Regions from separate parts of the Homo sapiens genome. Here region 2 is linked to region 1. Evidence: chromatin loops called from intact Hi-C (ENCODE). Cell type or tissue: heart left ventricle. All regions are shown on one strand. Links, peaks and the distances in the headings refer to the core of each region. The heading gives the core; the rest is flanking DNA.

What was found. Hi-C counts contacts between places; a loop is a spot of excess contacts. Peaks named below come from ENCODE experiments on the same cell type or tissue, not always from the same donor. Only the 100,000 strongest peaks of a DNase experiment are listed, where the experiment ranks them.
Region 2: it touches region 1 in a loop (2.1-fold over the local background); 6 of 110 quality-filtered maps call a loop at or near these places.

Annotation. Positions count from the first base shown.
Region 1 is chr10:50,989,310-50,994,577 of GRCh38, reverse strand. It overlaps a transcript of PRKG1 not described here. Among named protein-coding and RNA genes, the nearest start is that of PRKG1, 83 kb to the left of the region's middle. RefSeq lists an enhancer at 2,115-2,615. In heart left ventricle, for the core only: no CTCF peak of the experiment used is centred there; DNase peaks (open chromatin) are centred at 1,057, 2,557 and 3,597; H3K4me3 peaks cover 5,000 bases; H3K27ac peaks cover 4,560 bases.
Region 2 is chr10:50,935,531-50,941,033 of GRCh38, reverse strand. No RefSeq gene overlaps it. Among named protein-coding and RNA genes, the nearest start is that of A1CF, 53 kb to the right of the region's middle. In heart left ventricle, for the core only: a CTCF peak has its summit at 3,298 (motif pointing left); no DNase peak of the experiment used is centred there.

The DNA.
Region 1 (5,268 bases), core at 269-5,268:
AGAACGGCACAGCCTTTTACAAAAAACAGGTGAGGTGTACTCGGGAGGCTGAGGCAGGAGAATGGCGTGAACGCGGGAGGCGGAGCTTGCAGTGAGCCGGAGATCGCACCACTCCACTCCAGCCTGGGCGACAGAGCGAGACTCCGCCTCAAAAAAAAAAAAAAAAAAAAAAAAAATTACAGGTGAGGTGATGGAATATCTACTTGTCAAATCCTTATCTGAACATTTTTAAACAATTTTTATTTTAAAAGTATCTTGTTTCATATTAAATATTGTATCCCAGAAATCCTTTAATAAATTATTTCCTTTCTTGGCCAAAATAAGGTATCTAGCCAAGGACAATTTAGTACTGTCTCTTTAAGTGCCAAGAAGAGTACATAATTCTAATGTTTACTCTCCCCATATATTATACCTGTCAAAACTTTTTAAACTCTAATGAGTCAGCTTGCTGAAAATAAACTCCACACTTCTATTTGAAAGTATGAAACTAAACGCTGAGTGGGAAAAAGTTTACCCTCACTCCCAGTGTAAATCAGCACAGAGAGGAAGTAGAAAAGTACTCCAGCTATTTGCTATAGACACAAATATGCACTGACGGCTACTGCGCATGATCCACTCATGATGAATGTTCCTACCCCTAACATGAAAATGTTGGGAAAGGGAGGGGAAGAGAGAAGGACAGAAGAAGGATGATGTGTGCATACCCAAGATTAGCCATTTCCTCCCAGTACATACAAACAACAACAACAACAACAAAACACCTCCTTTCATTCTTAGAGATTTCTTGCCTCTTTGAGAGCAAATCCTGAATGACAGTGGACTCTGGGAAGGAGGGCTTTTCTCCTGTCCCCTCCATATCCTGGTGAAATCTCCTCCCTGCTGCAAAGCGGTGCTGTTACTGTTCGAGGGGCATAGCCCAGACACAGAAATCTGAAATTTCAAAAATGCGATAAAGCCCTAGCCCGGCAGCCCTGGGAGGCGAGCAGCTGCCGGGTGACCGCTGATGAAGTGGCTTCTTAAGGAGGTGGGCAGATTGATTCCAGCTGCTGAGCGCAGGGCAGGGCAGCCGCTCGGAATGCACAGCCCGGCTGAGACAAGACTCAGCAGCAGCTTCCCAGGCAAGGGCAAGGCCAAATATTAGGTCTGTTTGCAGTCCTGAGAAAAGGAAGGAAAATGCCACTGTTCCATCCAACAGGGACTTTCAAGGCAAGATGGGCCCAAAGGTGCCATGTACACAGTGTTAATTCGTAAGTGGAATGTCACTATGTCACTCAGGAAATCTGAAAGCTGTCTTCTGAGATGGCTGTTCAGAAGGTCCCACAATTCCTTAAGAGGAGTCCTTTCTGCCTGATTCCTGTTTTTCTCCCCACTCTGGCTCCCAGCTCCTGGTCTTCTTCTAATAACTCTGAACCGCTGCTCAGCCTCCCTGGCTCCCCATCCCATATAATCAATACACAAGAGGGACTCCAGAGGCAGACACGGAGGAGGTGCAGTGGGCCAGTGGCAGACACTAAGCGCCCTGGAGCTGACCTGGATGGGGACAGTGGAAAGGACATGCTCTTCAGAAGAGCTTGCCTCAAAAGTGAGAGAGCTAAACGGAGAGAGGGGGACTAGTTTAGGAGTCCCCTGAGGGCCCCAAACTCAGACAGCAAATGATCTAAGAAGAGGGAAAGATTAAGAGAGGTAGGCGGGCATGAAGGCACTCCTAATGGAATATTCAATATCCTGAGAAATGCATTTTCGGCCCTGCACTTCCAGGGACTAAAAGCCAGTAATGGCTTTGGAGTCTGCACTTCCTCTCCCTAATGTCCAGAGGCGCTTTAATGCTGCAGCCAATCGATCAGCCTTCTCCGGTGAAGGCGACGAGTGGAGTGCAAAAGCTTCCTACTTGTGGCCAAAATCCACCCAGCCTCCTCTGCACACCCCAAAGGAGTGACATACAACTTTGAACTGGCAGGATTTGTCTCTTAAAGTGCCGGAGAGGAGGAAAGGAAGGAGCCCAGAGGCGTCCGGAGAAACAGCCTACCCTCACCCCTCCGCCTTCTTCATCCCAACTTTTCCAGGGAGGGACTCAGGGGAAAACAAAAAGGGAGGGCGCACTATCCACCTTGGGACAGGGCTGACGAGCAGCCTCAAATCTGCTTCAGGTGCAAGGTCACTGAGCGGACTCCAAACCTAGAGCAGCCTTAGGTGTTGAACTTCTGGAAGAGGCACAATCAGAGCAAAGAAACGTCCAGAAGGTGGGGTTTCTTTGCAATGTCTTGCTGACATCACAGCTGCCTTGAAAGTGACCCTGTGAATAAACCTCTCCCCTCCTCGCCCCCACGCTCCAGGCTGGATCCCTGCCCTAGAGACAAGCCCCTGTCCCGCCTCTCCCTGTCCCCGCATCCGCCAGCAGAGCTCGGGTTCTGGGCAAGTTCAGTCCCTAAGTTGAGCCCAACCCTGTCCAGCCTCCAGTCGCCCCTCCCTAGGAGGCTCGGACAGCCCCACTGAGCATGTCCAGTGGCCTGAGTCCGGGGGGTCGCCGCTGGGAAGCTCTCCAGGCCCCTGGATGGGCAGGGTTGGGTCCCTGCGTGGACGCTCCCAGCGGGGCGCACGAAGGACAGCCGCGCGACTGCAGCCATGTGTGGAGGGCACAAGTTAGCCCGCGCGAGTAAACTTTCCGCGGTCCTCCTCCCCACCCCCACGCCACAGGGGCGCGTCTCCCCGTGCAGCTCGCCTTTCCCAGCCCGGCGGAGACAAGCACAGCACGTGATGGGCAGAAATAAAAATAAACACTTCCCATTCCCGGGCCGCGGGGCCACCCCCACTCCGCGCGCCGCAGCGAGCAGGGGGCGCCCTGGGCCGACCCGCCCCCGCCGCCGCGGCCAGAGCCCCCAGCCTCTGCGCCGCGGGCCGGGACGAGCGCCCGGGCCCACGGCCTCCGCGCCTACCTTTCGGACTTGGTGAACTTCCGGAATGCCTGTCGGAGGTCGTGGAAGGACCTGTACGTCTGCGGCTCGGCCGAGATGCCCTGCGCCCGGGTGGTCCGGGGGCCGATGTGGGTCGAGGGCACTGGGAGCACCGACTGGCATTTGTGGAGTTTCCTCTTCAGCTCCTGAATTTCTTCCTCCTTCTCTGACAGCCGCTTCTCCAGCTCTTTGATCCTCTCCTCCTTGAGCATGAGAATCTTGGCAAAGTCTTCCTCTAGCTCGCTCATTTTTTCACTGAGCCCCTCCGCGAAACTTTTTCTCGGGCGGCGGCGGCGGCGGCGGCGGCGGCGGCGGCTGGGACGGCAGCCGGCAGCGGAGAGCGCGGGTGAGCGAGTGAATGGGCGCTAAGTACTCGAGCGCGGCGGAGTGCGCCCCTAATGCGGCGCGGGGAGCCTCCTGCTTCGATCCGCTTCTGCTGAATGGACTAAAAGCACCGAGGGGAGGATGAGAAGTCTAAAAGCGATGGAGAGGAGAGGCAGAGTGCTAATCTCCAGCCTCTCTGGGGAGTAGGTGATTATCTTTCATTGAGAAACCAATTAGAGCTGCCCTTCCTCCCCTGAGACCCCCTCCCTCGTCCCCCTCTCCTAGTCACTCCGTGAGAATACGCGCGCGCCACCCCACCGACAGCCGAGTTGCTAGCAGAGGGTTGGATCAGAGAGCCTGGTCCCACTCCATCACACAAAACTCACTCTTCCACGCTGTATGGTACCAAGGGAAGGGGGTGGGGTGGGGGGGGGGAGATTTATGCCACTTGATCCTTGAAATAGCAACAATTACCATGTGATCTGGCGGATGACGCAGCGCTTGTAACTGGATCCTAAAGAGTGTGAGTGTGTGTGTATGTGTGTGACATTTCGTAAATATTAAACTGCCTTTAGACAGTAACCTGCACAAATTCATCTTGGTCTTTGACTTTTACTTCTTTTCTATTTTTGATGCCTGGATGGATTCAGAAAGGAAGGCGTGTGTGTGTGTGTGTGTGCGTGTGTGTGTGTTAGTTACTTTGAAGTCTCATGGTTCTGACCCTAGTAAGAATGACAGGGCAATACCAGTTCCAAGGTTTTTCAGCGTAAAGCCTTACTGGACAGAGTGAACTAAAATTGTTGGTGGGGAAGTTGGATGAACATAGGGTAATGAGCCAAATGATTACGGAAAAGAGAAAGGCCATGTGTTAACTGTAAACTTTTTGTGTCTGGCTTTTTTTCCATCTACTACCCTTCAGTCTTGTATACAGAGCATCCAAATTATATCACAATCTCTTCCTCAATGGCTCAGAAGTGGTGGCCACCAGTGCTAAGCTGGGTCACACTACCAGTTCCAGTTTGGGGGAGAAATTGCATCTTTAATTATCTGTGTTTAGGTCTTACCTGTGCATCCACCATCTACCCTATGCTAAAAGGATTATTCTGCACAGTAGAATAATCGCGTATTCACGGATTCTTACAATTTCCTTTTTTATATCTATCACAGAGAGCATTTACATAACATAAGTCACTATTTGAGAGTTTGATTTGATAGGGAATGAGAAGTATTTCTTCTGATAATAGTCAACACATTGGTAATTTTTTTAAGGAAAAAAATAGTTGCAACTAAGATACCAGGAGATTCTTTCCTAAATTGTAACTTTTCTTAAAAAAGAAAAATCAATGTATAATTACTGGCTACTTACAAAAAAAAAATTATTCTACCTTTTCTGAAACAACTAAATAAAGGAAAAACAGGTGTATATTTTATTCTGGAGATTTATTATTTACTATTCTACTTATCTGATTATTGTACATTAAAAATGTTTTAAACCACATCTGAATTTCTTAATTGCACCAGATGCTAAAGTCTGGCTATGTCTACTGATGTTTGAGAAAGGGTTCTTAGTGTTGTTGACAGTTGCTATTCTGTTGCTTCTGTCTATGAACTTAATCTGCTATTATCATTTTACACACACTAAAATAATTGACATTTAAAAATAATACATTAGAAAAAACCTTTGATCACATTCAAAAATCTAGGCATAGCTTTAACTTTATTTACAGAAGAAAAAAATAGTTTTAAAATGACTCTTAAAAGGTTTTTTCCAAGTCTTACACTATCTTAAATGAAGATATTCAAATGTTTCTTCTGCTTATTAAAAAATAAACCTTTAAACTTAGATTTCACGCATGCACCTCAAAACCCAAAATTCATCCCCATCTTCCAAAATAAAACTATTTTTGAATAGGTCAGTTTTAATTTAAATAATGTTGATTGCTAGTGACGTTAAATCTTGTCCATTGGCTTAAGAAGTATTTAATTTAGACCA
Region 2 (5,503 bases), core at 274-5,273, 54 kb after region 1:
ACTTTCTCAATGCCTCTAAAATCCATCTACATCTCATGTTCTTTGCAGCCACCACCATATAGTTCGCAGTACCACCATCACTCTCTTGGACCACTACAGGGCCCCTCACATTGTTCCCTGTCATCTACTCTGGCCCCCTTTCAGTTGATTCCCAATACCACAGTCACAGTGAGCTTTACAAAAGAGCTCCTATCAGGTCACCTCCCCACCTTCCCACTTAAAACCCTTCCATGATTTCCTATCACTCTTGGAATTGTGAATAGCATCTTTAATGTGGCTCTGCGTGTCTAGTCTAGCCTCTGTCTATCTCCCTACCTTCGTTCTGCATAATGTTTCTTTGTTCCAATCACATCAGCCTCATTTCAGACCCTTGAGTATGCCAAGAACTTTCCTGCTACAAGTCCTTTTAATGAAATAATCTCTTGCATGAACAGCTAGATGGTGTCTCTTCATCTGGATAACTTCTATCCAATCTTCAGGACTCTGCTTTTCCTGATTCCTGTCCATGTCAGGATCCTTTGCTATACAGTCTCATAGGTCCATATTTCTGTCTTTGAAAGGCTACATTAATGATGTGATTGTTACATTTTTTATGTTTTCTCACATATCCCCACACTCTAATATTCATATTAAGTAAGATCATATCTATTGTTATTTACCATCATATCCCCAGAGCCTGGCACCTAGTAAGTGCTAAAGAATATATTTTGAATGGATAGATGAATGAACAAATCCTTGAGAAACTACCCAGGGCCATTTCCTTTAATACAGGACTATAAGAATGATACACTTTCTCTTTGAAGAGTGTCTTAGTCCACTTGGGCTGCTATAACAAAATATCATAGACTGGGTGACTTTAAAACAATAGATGTTTGTTTCTCATTGTTCTGGAGGCTGGGAAATCTTAGTTTAAGGTGCTAGCAGACGTGGTACCTGGTTCACTGATGGTTATATTCTCGTTGTGTCATCACATGGTAGAAGGGGCAAGTGAACTCTCTGGGGTCTCTTTTTTGAAATCAGTAATCCCATTCATAAAGGCTCCATCTCTCATGACCTAATCACCTCCTAAAATTCCCAGCTCCAAATATCACCACATTTGGAATTAAATTTCAACATATGAATTTGGGGTAGGGGGACACAAACATTCAATCCATAGCAAAAAGTTTTTCAATATGTTTCTCACTCAAATTAGTCTAGATATCTTTTAAGATAAGGTAAAAACAAAAACAAAAAACCTTTAGGTCTTACCCACTAGAACATTACTGTGGTATCAACAAAGTTTGATTCTTATATTCAAAAGTATTATTAACCTGAGGGGGAGTGAAGGGCAGCCTAGGCTTCAACTTGAACAGAAATTTATTTTAAAAAGCATGAGGGAAGCAGTGTAAACAAAAAGGAAGTCAATAATTAGAGACTTTGGTTAGAGGTAGACCTTTTAGTTGTAATTTTAAGGGCTTCTGTGTAGGGAAGACAATAGCAGAGAAGAGATTTTAAAATTTTCAGTCCTAACCGGAGGTTGGAAGTACAATATGTTGTGTACAGCATTTTCCAATACCAAAGACAATAAACTAAGCAGGTTATATAGTGAAAATATGTGAATTTAGGAAGATTTAAATATGTTAATATATGACAAATTTATAATTGGCTGACAAAAATAAACACATTATAACTATAACTTTTGTTACAGTATTTTACTCTATAAAGAACACATATGTCTCTTACTCAGAGCCAAATTCTTTTACAGTCTTGATATGGTATGTAAGCACAGCATCAAAAACAAAAAGCACCAAAGAAAAGATTAATAGCGTTGATGCTCTAAAAATGTCAAACTTCTGCAAGTCACACCCAAATGCACACAAGTGAAACAACAGAAATATTATTAGCAAGGAAAAGAAAACTACACACTGATCAAAAATTGGCAACACATAAAACATGAAGAGTCAGTGTCTCAAATATAAAATAACCTTTTAACAATCTATTGAAAAAGACAAACATCCTAAAGGAGTAGTCACCAGATCATACAAGCATATGTTTCAACAAGAAAGAAATATAAGTGGTAAAAGAAAAAAAATGTGTAACCTCACTAATAATTTTTAGCCTGCAAAATAAAACAACGCAATATTAATTGTTGAAGCCTCATACTGAAAAACACTCAAAAAAATAAAAATACCCAATGTTGGCAAAAATGTTGAGAAAACGGGATTCTCAAGTACTTTAGGCAGTAATAGAAATAAATTGATTTAATAATTTTGGTGGACAATCTGACAATAGAGGTCAGATGGCCATCTTCACATTGTGTACTTGCATGGTGTAAATGGCAAGTGAACTCTTTGGGGTCACTTTTATAAGATAAGGTAAGTCAAATCTAAATACGTATAACACTTTACCTAGAAATTTAATCTGAGGAAATAATTGGAAAAGTATAGAGTATTAAGAATAAGGATGCTAATTTCAGCAATGTTATAATAGCAAAAATTCTAAAACAACCTGAAGTTACAATGATAAATTGGCTAAATAAATAATTATGATAAATATATTCTTTTTTTTTTTTTTTTTTTATTGAGACAGGGTCTCACTCTCTTACCCAGGCTGGGGCTCGAGTGCAGTGGCACAGTCATAGCTCAACTGCAGCCTTGACCTCCCAGGCTCAAGTGATCCTCCCATGTCAGCCTCCTGAGTAATTAGGACTATGATTTTGTAGAGACAGGGTCTTGCACTTTCTTGCTATTACAAGTGTGAGCCACTGCTCCTGGCCATGATAAATATATTCTATGTAAAACACTGCAACTATAACTATTTTTGTGATACTTTACATATAGTGACATGAAAAATGTCTTTCATTTATTTGATAGAATGCATTTTACAAAATGGCATTTTCCAAATATCTATCTATATTTCTCTATAAATATGCATATTATAAAATGGCATTTTCCAAACATCTTTCTATATCTATGTATCTATAAATGTTTACATATGCATCAAGGAGTCTCGAAATCTCAAGAAAATTTATCAAAAGGTTAACAGTGGATATTTCTGGTTAATGAGGTTATAAGTCATTTTCCACTTTTATTTATTTCTATATTTAAGGTTTGTTTTGACAAGCATTATTACTCTTATAACTTAGAAAAGGGGAGTGTAATATATACTCAGTTAATAGTTTTTAAAAGTGTGAAGATAAGTCATGCTTGTTCCTATAGCAAGCTATATTTTGTTACTTCAGTTGTTTATTTTTGCCAAGGCAGAAAATTTCCATGCTTTGGAGTGGACTTTCTCTTCCAAGAATAGTATGATAACTCTACCATGCCATCTAGTGTTCAGCACTTGGGATGTCTTGAGAAAGGTTTGCAACCGAAAAGATTAAGTACCATTCCAATTCACAATTCCATACGCAATTTGAGCAAAACAAATACATCTTTTTTAAAAGGTCACAGAGATTCATTATAAGTGTATATCTAGATCAAAGCCCAGGTTGCAAACTCTAACAGCAACTATGTCCTTTCAGTTCAGTAGTAATTGAAGAAATCACAAAAATATCCAAAGCCTAAGTGATTAGATACTAATTTAAACTGATAAGTGGGAAGGGGAAATCTCTGCCCACATCCTCATCATACACAACACCCACACAGACACACACCCACACACCTCTACTACTACCGTCACCGTCATCACCTACAAAAGTTGAGAATCAACCAATTTTTTAAAAAAGATTACAAAACCAAAGATTCCATTTGAAGACATATCCAGAGCCTACTTTTGCTGAAGGGTTGAAAAACACAAAAGGTAGACAGCAGATTTATTTCCTCCTGTCTTATCTTCACAGTTTGGTACACAAACAAAGTTGATGTTTTGTTGATAGCTTGGTTCTAGGTTCATCTGGGAATAACTTAATCAGTACAACTAAAGTAGAGTCATAAATCAGTCATACAAAAATATTTATTTATACCAATATACCAGGCTTTTTTAGGTGTTAGGAAACTACTTGAGGTGTCAGGAAAAAGATAGTTTAAAAAGATAAAATCTCTGCTGTCAGGAATCTTATAGAGTAATGTTAATTTTATAAACTTAAGAAAACTTTTCCAATTTGAAACCATGTATTAAGTTCCCTACAAATGTTCCTACCATGTGAGTGGTAATTTGATTTCTGTGATTTTATCCTAAATAAATAACACAAGCAACTTATTTCAGCAATATATTATAGTTGTAAATTGTAAACAACCTAAATGACCAACATTAGAAGGTTGATTAAGAAATGAAAAAATATTCAAGAAATGGAATAATATGTAGTTATCTAAAATGATTTATCAAAGATGTTGAATAGATTTTACAAATATCCATAATCTCAAATGAAAGAAGAATAAGATGATGATATGCAAAAGATCAGCAATTCTTCTGCAGACAAGGTAATAATGAATGATTCAACCTGGCAGAATTTCAGTGACTGTCATCAACACTGGGCATGGCAAAGTCCCAAGGCAAGGATAGATAGTGGAGCTATTCATGATTCACAAGATTCTCTAAAGCAAGTCACTAATGCTGTGACAGACACATAGACAAACAAGTTCCTTCATACTCTTTAGGGTGAAAGTTGGTACAGACTAAGTGTAACTGCACCTTATCAAACCTTCATCACTCAGAATGAGGCAGAACTAGATAAGTTTGAAGAATGTGACAGTACTTCATGTTAATAGCTGCCTGGAAACCAAATACTGGGGCAACAATACACCTCCCTCCCAATACCATTTTTCTGAATATTTTGATATACTGGGCTACTGGTATGGTTTGGCTCTGTGTCCCCACCCAAATCTCACCTTGAATTGTACTAATCCCAATAGGTCAAGGTGGGACCAGGTGGAGGTAATTGAATCATAGGAGCAGTTTCTCCCATGCTGTTCTGGTGATAATGAGTGATTCTCATGAGATACGATAGTTTTATAAACCTATGGTATTTCCCCTGTTTGCACTCTTTCTTTCTCCTGCTGTCCTGTGAAGAGGTGCCTTCTGCCATGATTGTAAATTTTCTGAGGCTCCCCCTAGCTATGCAGAACGGTGAGTCAATTAAACCTCTTTTCTTTGTAAACTACCGAGTCTTGGGTATTTCTTCACAGCAGCATGAGAACGAACCAATCCAGTGGCCAAGAAAATCTTGTTTCCTATCCTATAAAATGGAATAATTGTGATAACTGCCTAGCCATATGCAGAAGACTGAAACTAAACCCCTTCCTTATACCATATCTAAAAATTGACTTAAGATGGATTAGAGACTTAAATGTAAAACAGAAAACTATAAAAACCCTGGAAGATAACAGAGGAAATACTATCCTGGACATAGGCCTTGGCAAAGATTTCATGATGAAGAAATCAAAAGCAACTGCAACAAAAACAAAAATTGGCAAATTGGAACCAATTAAACTGAAGAGCTTCTTCACAGCAAAAGAAACTATCAACAGAGTAAACAGACAACCTACAAAATGGGAGAAAATATTTGCAAACTATGCATCTAACA